Linked DNA regions of Homo sapiens: all the other regions are linked to region 1. The links are chromatin contacts, found by Hi-C or POLR2A ChIA-PET in ENCODE. All regions are on one chromosome and are shown on one strand. The core of a region is the stretch at or near the end of the contact, and the rest is flanking DNA. Distances in the headings are between cores, read along the strand shown. Region 1 overlaps PIP4K2A (phosphatidylinositol-5-phosphate 4-kinase type 2 alpha). Region 2 overlaps MLLT10 (MLLT10 histone lysine methyltransferase DOT1L cofactor). Region 3 has its middle 18 kb from the start of C10orf67.

Region 1 (4,243 bases), core at 516-3,015:
AACACAGGGCGACTTCATGACTACAAAAAAAAAAAAAAAGCCAGGTATGGTGGCATGCACTTGTGGTCCCAGTTATTTGGAGGGCTGGGGTTTCATATCAAACAGCCTTTTTGTTTGATATGAAGCTGGTAATGATACAATGCCATTTCCTCCACCTAATTTCCATAATGATTTACACTGTCCCTGATGATCACCATAACAGTTTAATCATGTGGTTTATATTTTTTCCTCTAGCCCTATGTTTTAAAGATTGTTTCAAGTGCTCTGCTTTGTAGCTATTCAGAATATAAGTAGCTACTTAGATGTTAAAATACAGAATTACTAGATGACTGTTAAAAACATGACTAGATAGGAATCATCTTTCTTATACATGAAATGGGGATTTTTACAACGAAAACTGCTTTCCCTTGTAGATGTGAATCCACCAAGTCAGCAGGTTCTAGAACTGCTGTATTTATCTGCCTTACAGCAGTGACCCAACCGTTCTGTTTTTAGACATTAGCAAATATATGATTATCAGCAAAACTTCAGAATGAGCCACAAAGGGTAACAAACTCAAAAACTTGAGCAACAGCAGAATTCATATTCTGTTAAGTTTTGGTTTCAAAATCCCCAACAGTCCTCTAAAGCTGGGACAGGATATGCAAATTGCAGGGATGACTCACCATCTATCAATTACTACAACATACTTGGGTTCTGGGTCCTCTCACCTTCCATCATCATCCACCCAATTAAGCCAGCAGACTCAGGCAAGGTTTGACACATCAATTCTCTTATTCTTCTTACAAGACTAAATACTAATGGACAGGAACATGGCAACAGGGACAAGAGAGTAGGTAGGAACTAAAATGACAGCTTCTCGCGATCAGGAGCCAAGTCATGCACCCTGCCCAGAAAGCAGCACAACAGGCCACACACGGTATACTAACACACCACAGGATACGACGTTCAGTTTTACTTTGTATTGATGGTCAATACAGAGTTTCTTTGCTTTAGCAATAATCCCTCTTCCAAATATTTTTTAATAACCTTTTTGTAAATAGTGATAATAACAGACTGTAACTGTCATGGGCTCAATGTTTTTGTCTCCCCCAAATTCCTACAATGCAACCCTAACCTCGAGTGTGACTTTGTTTGGAGATGGGGCCCTTAGGAGGTATTTAAGGCTAAATGAGTTCATCAGGGTGGGCCCTGATCTGATGGAATTAATGTCCTTTTAAGTACAGACACCAAAGAGCTCAATGCCCCCATCCCCAGCCCAGGCCCACCATGTGAGGACAGGGGCAGAAGGTGGTCATCTGCAGGCCAGAAAGAGACCCCTCACCAGAAACCGAACCCTGTCAGAACCCTGATCTTGAACTTTCCAGCTTCCAGAACTGGGAGATAATAAGTATCTGTTATTTAAGCCGTCCAACTGATGGCATTTTGGTGGTGGGTCTAAGCAGACTAATACAGTAGCCATAGAATAAGAATCTATGATTTCACGTTCTATGGAAGAAGAGGAAACTCTTCCTTACAGTACAATTTCAACTATGTAGAAGGAATAATGAAAATTAAAAAATCAGCAATTTGCAAATACCACAGTAATAACTGTTACACATTAAGAATCAGCAATAAATGTTCAATTTTTTTGAGCAAAAGTATGCTGAGAAACAGGATATTTACACAATCTCTAAGTATCTCCCACAACATACTTAAGAACAAAGGGAAACAACAGTGACTTAACAGTGGAGAGAGCTGACACTGACATCACCGTAACCAACTGACCAGAGTCAACAGCTTCAGTGATGAGATCAGTGGACATCACGCGCCTTCTGATACGTGCGCTGAGATGGACACAACACTAACGCTCTGGTATTCTCGTGAAAACTGCATAATGAATGTAATCATTAGGAAGCAAGCTCTCGGTGAGAGCCATTCTACAAAATAACCAGTCTTCATGAAAAGTGTAAAGGTCATGATAGACAAAGACAGGAAATAGTCCAGATTAAAGGAGACTAAGAGACATGACAACCAAATGCATCAGGTGATCCTGGACAAGAAAGAAAACAAAAGTGGAATGAGTGCGGAAATGTAAATAAGAGCTTTCTATTATTACGCAGTCATCTTGTATCAGTGTTAGTTTCCTCATATTCATAACTGTACTATTTGTTATATAAGATGTTAGCATCTGGGTGAAGGCCATATGGGAGTTCTTTGTATTATTTTTGCTACATTTTTATGTCTGAAATTGTTTCAAAATGAAAATAAAAACAAACATTAAAATGGTATTTTTAGTATAGTATGTACAACATTGTTTTTCTCCCTAATAATCTGCACCATCCTTACTAAAGTTGACAAGTTGGTGTTAGCTGGATTTGTCATTTTTATGCCACAAAATGCACCTTACATACAATTAATTGGAGTATTTCTCTCACACCCCACTGGGATAAGCAATGTCATCTGCTCTATTCCATGTGCAAGAAGCATGACCTCCGGTGTAGGCCACCAGGCACACTCATATCCCTGGCACCTAGCTCAGTGCCCCTTCATTGTTATTTTTTAATTTTACTCCATGACCTGCTGAACCAGCTAAGAATCTCTAGAGCTTATTTTGAAATAAAAATTATGGGGAAAAAAGGTAGGGGGAAATAGGACATAATATATTCTTGACTCTCTTACATTATCAAATTTGATGGATAATTTCCAATCAAAAGAAAAAAATATCTTACTTGTAGGAAGCGGTTGAGTTTCATATTTTGTTTTATATTCTTTGGTTTTCTATTTGTATGGCCCCTTTTCATCCTCAACATTCATCATTTCAAAAAATGGCCCATAACAATACATCACTAAGGCTAACTTTTATTTAAGGCTTAGTATACATCGGGTATCTGCTAACCACCCCAATAGCCTCCCATGTAACCACCTTAACCCTGTGAAATGGGCACAACTATTACACAGCCCCCCTCTTTACAGTAGGAAAGCAGAGGCTGAGTTAAGTGATGGCTCAAGGTCACAGAGACCTTTGCATGGCGCAGGGGATTCAGATCTGGGCAACACAGCTCCAGAACCTGGGCTCTTGGCCATGGCTCTCAACTGCCTCTTGTTTTATAAACACATAAATAAATGAAAGGGACATAATTTTTTAAAAGAAAAAGAAAAACCTGCTCAACTACTTAAAGTAGCCGGAGGGAAAGCTGCTTACGAGGTAGATGGGAGCTAGATTAAACAAACACACAGCCTTTCTGTAGAACACACTCACTTTCTGTAAGTCTATGCGATCCTCTGCTCTTTTTATTTTACCCACTTACCCACAGTAAAAATACCTTCATGGAAAAAAATCCCAACTTTGTCCCAGCTACCAGTAAGGAGAGGGAAAAAATATAATTATCTTCATCATTCAGGATAGGCTGGAACTTTGGGGTGCTCCTTGGAGCCAGGAGCAAAGGGTACAGGCAGGGGAGGGGACCTTGGGGCAAGAAACCCAGGTCAAAGGGATCCGAGACATGGCAGGCGCTGAGTCCTTCTCACCCGGACCGTCATTCCTTCTCGCCACACCCAGAGCTGTCTGCAATATGTTCCAAAAATGCTTCACACAACTGGTCACCAAGGAAACAATAAATGCTAAACACTCGCATGTAGTTTTGTTTTCTCGGATCTTTGCCCCAGTATGGAGGCAACTGGGCATAAGCAAGCGGGAGGCCAAGCAAGCGAATTCACAGGTAGAAAAGTGAGTGTCGGCTTCTCAAGGCATCTCAGATGCAGTGCTAGGAGCGTGGAGCTGCTGTGAGGAAAAACGGAGTCCACAACAGTGCCTGGCTCAGGCACTTCACTGTCATTGTCATCACTGTCCCCAGAGGGCTGCCCCAGAGTAGACGCTTAATAGATCTTTGCTGACTTTTATTGAAAACAAAATGTAGTTAAATCAAAATATGATTATGGGACTTAGAGTCACTATGAACATGAACTCAACATAGAACCTGCAGCTGATATTTCACAGAGCAGCTGAGAGGCAATGCCACCCTGAGCACCTGTGAAAACTGTGTCCACAAATCACAGAAGAGACCAAAGAGCCCAGCCAAAGAGGACGGGACAGAACAGAAGTGGCCTTGCCTGTTTCATTACTGCTGGCCAATCTAAAACTATCATGCATCACACCTTTTGCTATAGGAAACTGTAATGTCTTGCTCTGGTGTATCACCTTCCTTTCCTATGGTACTTCTTGTTTATTTTCAAGTTTGTTTCCTTTAGCGGTTACAGATTT
Region 2 (4,243 bases), core at 856-3,355, 920 kb before region 1:
CAAAGTGTAGTAGAGACATTAGAGGACCTGGTAGTTACAACAGTGTACTTTCCTGACTTACAGATACATTTTTAATGAAAGCATTAACACCAAAATGGCCGTAGCTACCATTTATTAAAACTTACTCTGTGGTAGGCATTGCTAGAGCTTTTTTATATGGATATTCTCAAAATCTCACAAAAAGTCTTTAAGGTAGCCATTATCTTTGTTTTATAGATAAGAATAATATGGAGGTTCAGAAGGGTTAAGTAGTTTGATTAAGGGTCATGTAGGTGACAGATCCAGCATTTGAACCCAGTTTTGTCTAAGTCAAAAGCCTCTGCTGTTTCAATTTCAGCATGCTGCCTCCAGCTAACTTTTGTTTTCTAATTTTAGAAATTGGAGACTCCCTGTGTAGTACACTTTTCACCCCCAAAATAACTAATCAGCATTTTATCTGCTTTTTTTTTTTTTTTTCCTTTTTTTGAGATGGAGTCTTGCTCTGTCGCCCAGGCTGGAGTGCAGTGGTGTGATCTTGGCTTATTGCAACCTCCGCCTCTCAAGTGATTCTCCTGCCTCAGCCTCTCGAGTAACTGGGACTACAGGCATGCGCCGCCATGCCTGGCTAAGTTTTGTATTTTTAGTAGAGATGGGTTTCGCCATGTTGGCCAGGCTGGTCTCAAACTCCTGACCTCAGGTGATCCACCTGCCTCGGCCTTCCGAAGTGCTGGGATTACAGATGTGAGCCACCGCATCTGGCTGCAGTATTTTATTTTCTAAGATACTCTGAAAACACTGAATTCAGTAGAAACTCAATATTTGTTGAATTATCTATGGAGTAGCAACCTTTAAAAATGCATATCTTTTTCTCTGCTATGTATTATTTGGAATATAAAGTTTATAAATAATCACTGCATTAACATGCTGTCTCTTTTCTGGCCCTCTTAGCCAAACTTGTTTCTTTTTCTTCCTTTCCTTTCTTTTTCTTTTTTGGAGACGGTCTTGTTCTGTCACTGAGGCTGGAGTGCAGTGGCACAATCTCGGCTCAATCTCAACCTCCCAGGCTCAAGCAGTTCTCCCACCTCAGCCTCCCAAGTAGCTGGGACTACAGGCACACACCACCATGCTTGACACCACACCCAGCTAATTTTGCATTTTTGGTAGAGATAGGATTTCACCATGTTGCCCAGGCTGGTCCTGGGCTCAAAGAGATCTGCCCACCTTGGCCTCCCAAAGTGCTGGGATTACAAGCATGAGCCACTTGCACCAGGCCATTCCTTTGAAATTCTTAGAGCAGTTTATAAGATTCTCTATCTTAGTTTTCTAAGTTTGCCCTTTGTGATCTATTTTTGTTTGTTTACCCTTTAAATGGTAATGTTATTTAGGGTTCTGTCTTTGGTTCTCTTCTCTTGATCATGCTGAGAACTTTCCCTGGGTGATTCCATTTTTGTTCCTTGGCCTTGACCATTGTGTTCATATCAAGAGTTGTAAGTAAAATACTTATGGGGCCACATAGGTAACATAAATGAGTGACATGGTAAGGGATGATGGAGATGCTGATGGATTAAAGTCTCTATGCCCTGTTCAGAGCTCTGGTCAGATTGTTGCTCTTTTATAATATAGTATCCAGTGTTGGCAAATCTTCAGTTTTTCAAGAGATATTAGGCATCTAGAGTTCTTAATGGGAAATTTCTTATTTCTATAATAATTATGAGCAACTGGTTAAAATTTCAACCATAGTGCAGACCAATAGTAAGTATTTTTAGTTTGCAGGTTTACTTACTGTAACTTACCATGCTTCTCACTCCTAGATTTATGTCTTCAGATCTGAATTTCCTGCTGGGTTTTAGGCTTATCCCATTGTGTTCTATATGTAGGAGTTCTGTGTCCCACAGGCATCTCAAAGACCATGACCCTGAACCTCTTAATTTGTATTAGGAAGTGATTTCATTTATAGGATACCTGTGAGTTTGAATCATTATTTCACCACCTACTAGCTCACCAAAAAAGTTACTTTATTTCTTTAAAGTTCTGTTTGCTCATATGTGAAATGGGAGTAATATTTACCTCATTGAGTTCTTATACTAGCACAGTTACTTCCGTACAGTAACCAAACACTGCTTTCAGTTGCTGTTCCTGTTTCAGTGAATGGTATCACTACATGTACTTACTTATGCTTAAGAGTCATTGGTGACTCTACCCTTGTTTTTATTTTTCAGGTCTAATTAGTCACCAGGTTCTATTGGTCTAATAGAATTTTCAGGTCTAATTAGTCACCAAGTCCTTAGAATTTATCCTGCTCTACTGCATGTTTCTTCCTCAAACCGTCCTTCACCTCTGTACTGCAGCCCCTTTAGAAATTAGCTTGAGAGGCCAGATGTGGTGGCTCAAACCTGTAATCCCAGCACTTTGGGAGGCCGAGACGGGCAGATCACCTGAGGTCAGGAGTTTGAGACCAGCCTGGCCGACATGGTGAAACCCCATCTCTAGTAAAAATACAAAAATTAGCTGAGTGTGATGGCACGTGCCTGTAATCCCAGCTACTAGGGAGGCTGAGGCAGGAGAATCACTTGAACCCGCGGGTAGAGGTTACAGCGAGCCGAGATTGCACCACTGCACTCCAGCCTGGGCAACAGAGCAAGACTTCACCTCAAAAAAGAAACTAGCTTGAGGCTGGGCATGGTGGCTCATGCGTGTGATGCCAGCACTTTGGGAGGTTGAGGTGGGAGGACCACTTGAGCTCAGGAGTTTGAAATCAGCCTGTCAGCATAGTGAGACCCCATCTCTTAACCCACCGACCCCACAACCAACGCAAAAAAAAAAAAAAAAAGCCAGGTGTGGTGGCATTCGCCTGTGGTCCCAGCTACTTGGGAGGCTGAGGCAGGAGGGTCGCTTGGCCCAGGAGGTCAAGGCTGCAGTGAGCTATGATTGCACCACGGCACTCCAGCATAGGTGAGAGAGACTCTGTCTCAGAAAACAAACAAACAAAAGATAGAAAAGAAATTAGCTTGAAAAGCAACAACATCTCTTCCAGTAAGTTTTTTGGCTCACCACTTTTCTCACTCCAGGTCTGAATTAGATACCTCTTTTTCTGTGCTCCTAGCCTCCTGAGGATGTCTCTGTCATAGTGCTCTCCACAACTGTTTGTAATGCCTTTTTTCTACGCAACTTCTTGAAGGCAAAGACTACCTATCTTGAATGGCTTTTTATCTCCAGGGCTTAGAATAATGCCTGGCAAATAATGAGTTCAGTGATGTTTGCAGAATGAATGCATTGGCTAAATATATCATTTTTCTGGAGAAATTGTAGATATAAAAAAGATCCCGACGCCTTAATTATAGCTGTAAGGCTTTTTAAAATGTCCCAGTTGTTTTGTTTTCCCTGTTTGAATAAGATTCTAGGTGCTTTAATTTATTATATAAGTCAATAACTTCATTTATTTATTTATTTATTTTTAAAGACAGAGTCTTGCTTTATTGCCAAGGCTGGAGTGCAGTGATACAATCACGGCATGGTTCACTACAACCTTGAACTTCCAGGCTCAAGTGATCCTCACACCTCAGTCCCCAAGGTAGCTGGGACTACAGGCATGTGCCACCATGCCTGGCTAATTTTTATTTTTTGTAGAGACAATATCTCCCTTTGTTGTCCAGGCTATGTTGATGTTTTTTTGGAACAAAGTAAATTGTATGTTGATACAAATTACTGATTATTGTTGTCCTCTAGGGCTACAGTTGCTAATTTATTTATTTATTTCTTTTTTCTGCAGCCCACTTAGGTTCATTCTTTCCTCCTGTTTCTGTACCTTGGTTTCAGGCTCTTTTTCCCCTCTTGCCCTCCCAAGAGCTCTGGTTTATAGCAAGTTTTCTCGGCCTCCACACTATTAACACTATGGGCCAGTTATTTCTTCTGGAGGCTGTCCTGTGCATTGTAAGATGTCTAGTAGCATCCCTGGCCTATACCCATTGGATGCCAGTAGCACCCTCCAGGCTTGATAACTAAAAATGTCTCCAGGTATTGTGAAATGTCCCTTGTGGGGCAAAATCACCCCTGGTTGAGAACGGCTGGTTTATAGATATTCCCATTTCTTTATCCTGAAAGCCTCTCCTTCTCTATGCTGAGCATGATTTTCTTTTTTTAAAAAATAAGCACTTTTAAAAAATTAACTTGTTTCCTGTTAACTTATGCTCATCCTCCCACCCTCTTTTCTAGAATGAATAGCTTCCACCATTTCCCACCTTATTTCTGGCTTTTATCCCCATGG
Region 3 (4,243 bases), core at 1,051-3,550, 730 kb after region 1:
TACACATCACTTCCAGACTGGCCCACCCTTTTTCCCATGAGTCTTTCTAATGTATAGCCTTTCATCCGGTACACAGGATGAAGCCCAATCCCCTTGAGCTAGTGTCTAAAGTCCTCCTAGGACAATCCCTTACTAACTCCTTGTGGAGAAGAGTTTAATGCACCAGTTCTGAGACTGCTACCCTTAGAAAGGCTTGCTTGCAAGGTTGGCCCTTGGCTGGCACCAGGAAACCTGGATTTGGGAAGGGCTCCTGCCGTTCCCTATCTGAGAAGTGGTGCTCAATATGCTTAAACTGTGCAATCAGTGTGGTTCCTGCTGAACACCTGCTTTCCCTCCTGGAGTCTGGAATTTCTGTACTGCTAGAAAGTGGGTCCCTAGGTGACAAGCTCTCAATAAAAATCTTGAACATTGAGTCACTAATGAGACTGGTACTGGTAGACAACACTTCATAGGTGTTGTCATAATTTGCTGCTGTAGGAATTAACTACATCCTGGTAACTTCCAAGAGGACTCTTGGAAGCTTGTGTCTGGTTTCCTCCTGACTTTGCCCCATGCATTTTGCTGATTTTGTTTTGCATGCTTTTGCTGGAATGGATCACAGCTGTGAGTATGACTGTTTTCTGAGTCTTGTGAATCCTTCTAGAAAGTCATCAATTCTAGAGATGGTCTTGGGGGCCCCTGACACATCTCTTGGTTTTTTCTTTTTGTGTTCCTCTCCACAGACTCTGCCCTCCTACTAATCTGGTTCATTCCAAAACTCCTTGCGCATGCCTGGCCCTGTAGCTCACACAACCTCCCTGCCTAAAGTGACCCAGCTCTCTCAGACCCAAAGGCTCCCTTCTTTCAAAGCTTTTATCGAGTCCTACCTCCTCCACTGCTATGGTTTGAAAGTTTGTCCCCTCCAAAAGTCATGTTAAAACGTAAATCCCATTATTGAGAGGTGGGGCCTTTTAGAGATGATTGGGTCATAAAGGCTCTGGTCATAAAAATGGATTAATAGATTAGAGGGTTCATGAATTAATAGGTTATCAGAGGAGAGGCACTAGTGGCTTTATAAGAAGAAGAAGGGGGAATTGAGCAAGCACGCTCAGCCTCCTCATCATTTGATGTCCTGCATCTCCCTGGGGCTCTGCAGGAAGTCCCCCTGCCACAAGCATGAAGGTCCTCACCAGATGCAGTCCCTCAACCTTGAACTTCCCAGTCTTCACAACTGTAAGAAATAAATTAATAAATTCCTTTTCTTTATAAATTACCCAGTTTCAAGTATTCCGTTATAAGCAACAGACAAGGGACTAAGACATCCACATCTTTCAGAATGGGCCAGCCTTGGGGGAGGCTTCCTCCTCTGAACATCTTTTTATACTCTGTTCCATTCAGTTGGCATTTTATGTGCACTGTTCATCTGCCTTCCTAGTTCAACTGTTAAGTCCTCCAGAGAGGAGAACAATATTTTTCTTCTTTAATTTCCCTGTGTAGTGTCCCCTGTTCATAGTAATTGCCCTGGGGACATATAAAGGCCCTAAATGGGTTTCAGCTCTGTCTGACCAGTTCTGTTTTCACTAATTCAAGTATCTCACTCTCTGACCATGCTTTCTCAACCTCTAGTTTGTGGTTCATCTTCTCCTGCCCACTCCAGGGTCCCTGCCTTTTGATCCGCCAGATCCTCCAGTAAGGAGCAGGATAACTCCTCTGCTCCCTCCCAGGCCCTCTACCATATCCTTTCTTCACTTCCTCCATCATCAGCTTACATCATTTCAATATTAGCTGCCAATTTGGTAGCTCACTTGACTCTCCTCATGGTGTATGCAGCTGGCTAAACTATAACTTGCTTTCTCTGTTTACACCTGGGCATCTTGGTACAGCAAGGGAAGTCAAACCACAAGACCTATTGATTTTACCATAAATTGTGATCTCCAACCTCAGATGGCCCTAGTACCAGGCAAGGTCCCATCAGGAAACAGATGACACACTTAGAAAGGGTAACTGAGGAAGGCTTAAGAAAGGGAAGGCTGGGCATTGTGACTCATGCCTGTAATCCCAGGACTTTGAGAGGCTGAAGTGGGAAGGATCATTTGAGGCCAGGAGTTTGAGAACAGCCTGGGCAACATAGTGAGACCCAGTCTCTATTAAAAAAAAAAAAGAAAAAAGAAAGAAGAAAAGGAAGATTTACAAAGGTGTGGGTGGGGATAAGGAGACCCAGCAAGCTTCCACCTTTCATCCTGCAGGGGGAAGGGGGGACATTACCAGAACTTAGCAGCCTAGCAGGTAGCTGGGGCTACGGTCTTCAGTTCAGTAAAGGAATGCAGCAACTGACAAACAGGAAACTATTACCCCAACCTGTCTCTCTGCTCAGCCCAACTATTCTGCAGGCACCTCCGGATGACCAAACTCAAGAACCCAACAGAGCTGGGAGGGAGCTTGAATGAAGAAGTGCATAAAAAAATCAGCTCTTGAACCACAGCAGGATGGAGAAGAATGAAAACTTGGGTTGGAGACCAGAGAATATCCAGCACAGGCACTCAAGACTAGCCTGATTTATTCCCTAGCTCACTCTTAGAATTCTACTTTTTTAATATTTTTTTTATTTTTAGACAGGCTCTTGCTCTGTCGCTTAGGCTAGAGTACAATGTCGTGATCTCGGCTTACTGTAGCCTTGACATCCTGGGCTCAAACAATCGATCCTCCTGCCTCAGCTTCCTGAGTAGCTAGGACTATAGCCCACTATCACACCTGGTTAATTTTTTTTTTTTGGTAGTACAGATGGGATCTCACTATGTTACCCAGGCTTGTCTCAAACTCCTGGGCTTAAGCAATCCTCCTGTCTTGACCTCCCAAAGTGCTAGGATTATAGGTGTGAGCCACCACGCCCAGCCACAGCAATTTCAGACTCTCTTATACTTGCCTCTTTGATCTCACTCTGCAACCTTTCGCTGTCGTCCTATGATCTCACATCCTACCTCACAAAGAAAATGAAACCATTAGAGAAAAACCCCTTCAACTTCATATCCATAAAACCACTCATTCACTGTAAGAGTTAGAATTAAGTTTGGCTGTGAATAATAGACGCTCAAATAATCACGGTCTAAACAGGATGGAAGTTCATTTCTTTTTTAGGCAGCAATTGGCAATCCAAGGCTGGTGAGGTGGCTGTGCTCTACCAAGACCTCAAGACCCAGGTTCCTTGCGTCTTGCCAGTCCTCTGTGTTTTGTGGTCACCTCATTGCCTAAATGATTGCTCCAGTTCCAGCCATCATGTCTGTGTTACAGCCAAAGGGAGGGCGGAAGAGATGAAAAGTAGCCAAGAGAACAGCCGTCTTTCAGGGGGCTCCCAGAAGTAGCTACAAACCACTTCTACTTCATTTGTAGAACTTAGTCTCCTGGCTACCCCTACCTGCAAGGGGGTAAATGTCGTTGTTTATTCTGGTTGGCCATGTGATAAGTTAAAAATCAAGATCCTAGCCCATGGTGGTCCTAGCTACTCGGGAGCCTGAGGCGGGGGGATTGCTTGAGCCCAGGAGTTTGAGGCTGCACTGAGCTGTGCACCACTGCACTCCAGCCTGGACAACAGAGCAAGATCCTCTTTCATAAAACAACATAAAACAACAACAACAACAACAAAAAATAATCAGGATCCTAATACCATAGAAAAGGAGAATGAATGGGAGGAGGAGGCAACTATCACTCTTTGACACACTCACCTTTATCCTTACCCCAGTATTCCCCTCTCAGTCTGCCCTTCCCTGTAAGTATGTTCAGATCATGGAACTGGTCAGACAAACACATTTTGAGTCAAAAGATATTTTTCACTTCTCTTCTGACTTGACTTTTTCAGAAGCACTTCGACCACTCTTCCTTTGAATACCTGGCACTGCCTTAGCTTCCTGACGCCACGGGTGCTGCTCCTGGGTCCCCTCCTACCTTTTTGAGTGCTTCCTCTCTGACCTGTTTGTTTATCCTCTCCTTCCTGACTATTAAACGTGGGTGCTCCTTGAGGCTTGAGCCCAGCTCTCGTCTCTTCATACACTGTAGCATCTCTCTAGATTAGCAGTTCTCAAATTGCAGTCTAAGTACTCTGGGGGGTCCCCAAGGCCCTATCCAGAGGACCATAAAGTCCTCCTTGAGGTCAAATTTTCTTCATGTGCTTCAATCAGGACAATGTATCACAACAGATTCAATGCAGAAGTAGCTATAGGAATCCAGCTCTCTTCCATTAAGCCAGTTATGAAATTGATTTGCAAAAATG

What was found. Hi-C counts contacts between places; a loop is a spot of excess contacts on that map. ChIA-PET counts read pairs that join two places held with the same protein, here RNA polymerase II (POLR2A). Pooled maps may share reads with other maps.
Region 2: a pooled map shows a loop between it and region 1 (5-fold over the local background). The contact joins two enhancer-like sites. A Hi-C loop is called at or near these places in 1 of 168 maps with a recorded cell type or tissue (endothelial cell of umbilical vein) and 2 of 50 pooled maps. POLR2A ChIA-PET finds 5 or more read pairs at or near these places in 1 of 52 experiments (BJ).
Region 3: a pooled map shows a loop between it and region 1 (5-fold over the local background). The contact joins two enhancer-like sites. A Hi-C loop is called at or near these places in 4 of 37 single-sample maps with no recorded cell type and 12 of 50 pooled maps. POLR2A ChIA-PET finds 5 or more read pairs at or near these places in 2 of 52 experiments (GM12878 and WTC11).

The regions. Positions count from the first base shown.
Region 1 is chr10:22,630,151-22,634,393 of GRCh38, forward strand. The region is part of intron 1 of PIP4K2A (phosphatidylinositol-5-phosphate 4-kinase type 2 alpha); the gene reads right to left. Among named protein-coding and RNA genes, the nearest start is that of PIP4K2A, 82 kb to the right of the region's middle. Within about 2 kb of position 1,766, at least 6 of the 41 ENCODE cell types and tissues checked have a DNase peak (open chromatin) inside an H3K27ac peak, as active enhancers do.
Region 2 is chr10:21,708,791-21,713,033 of GRCh38, forward strand. All of the region lies in intron 13 of MLLT10 (MLLT10 histone lysine methyltransferase DOT1L cofactor), which reads left to right. Among named protein-coding and RNA genes, the nearest start is that of MLLT10, 180 kb to the left of the region's middle. RefSeq lists enhancers at 2,186-2,285, 2,255-2,755. Within about 2 kb of position 2,106, at least 2 of the 41 ENCODE cell types and tissues checked have a DNase peak (open chromatin) inside an H3K27ac peak, as active enhancers do.
Region 3 is chr10:23,360,736-23,364,978 of GRCh38, forward strand. No RefSeq gene overlaps it. Among named protein-coding and RNA genes, the nearest start is that of C10orf67, 18 kb to the left of the region's middle. Within about 2 kb of position 2,301, at least 3 of the 41 ENCODE cell types and tissues checked have a DNase peak (open chromatin) inside an H3K27ac peak, as active enhancers do.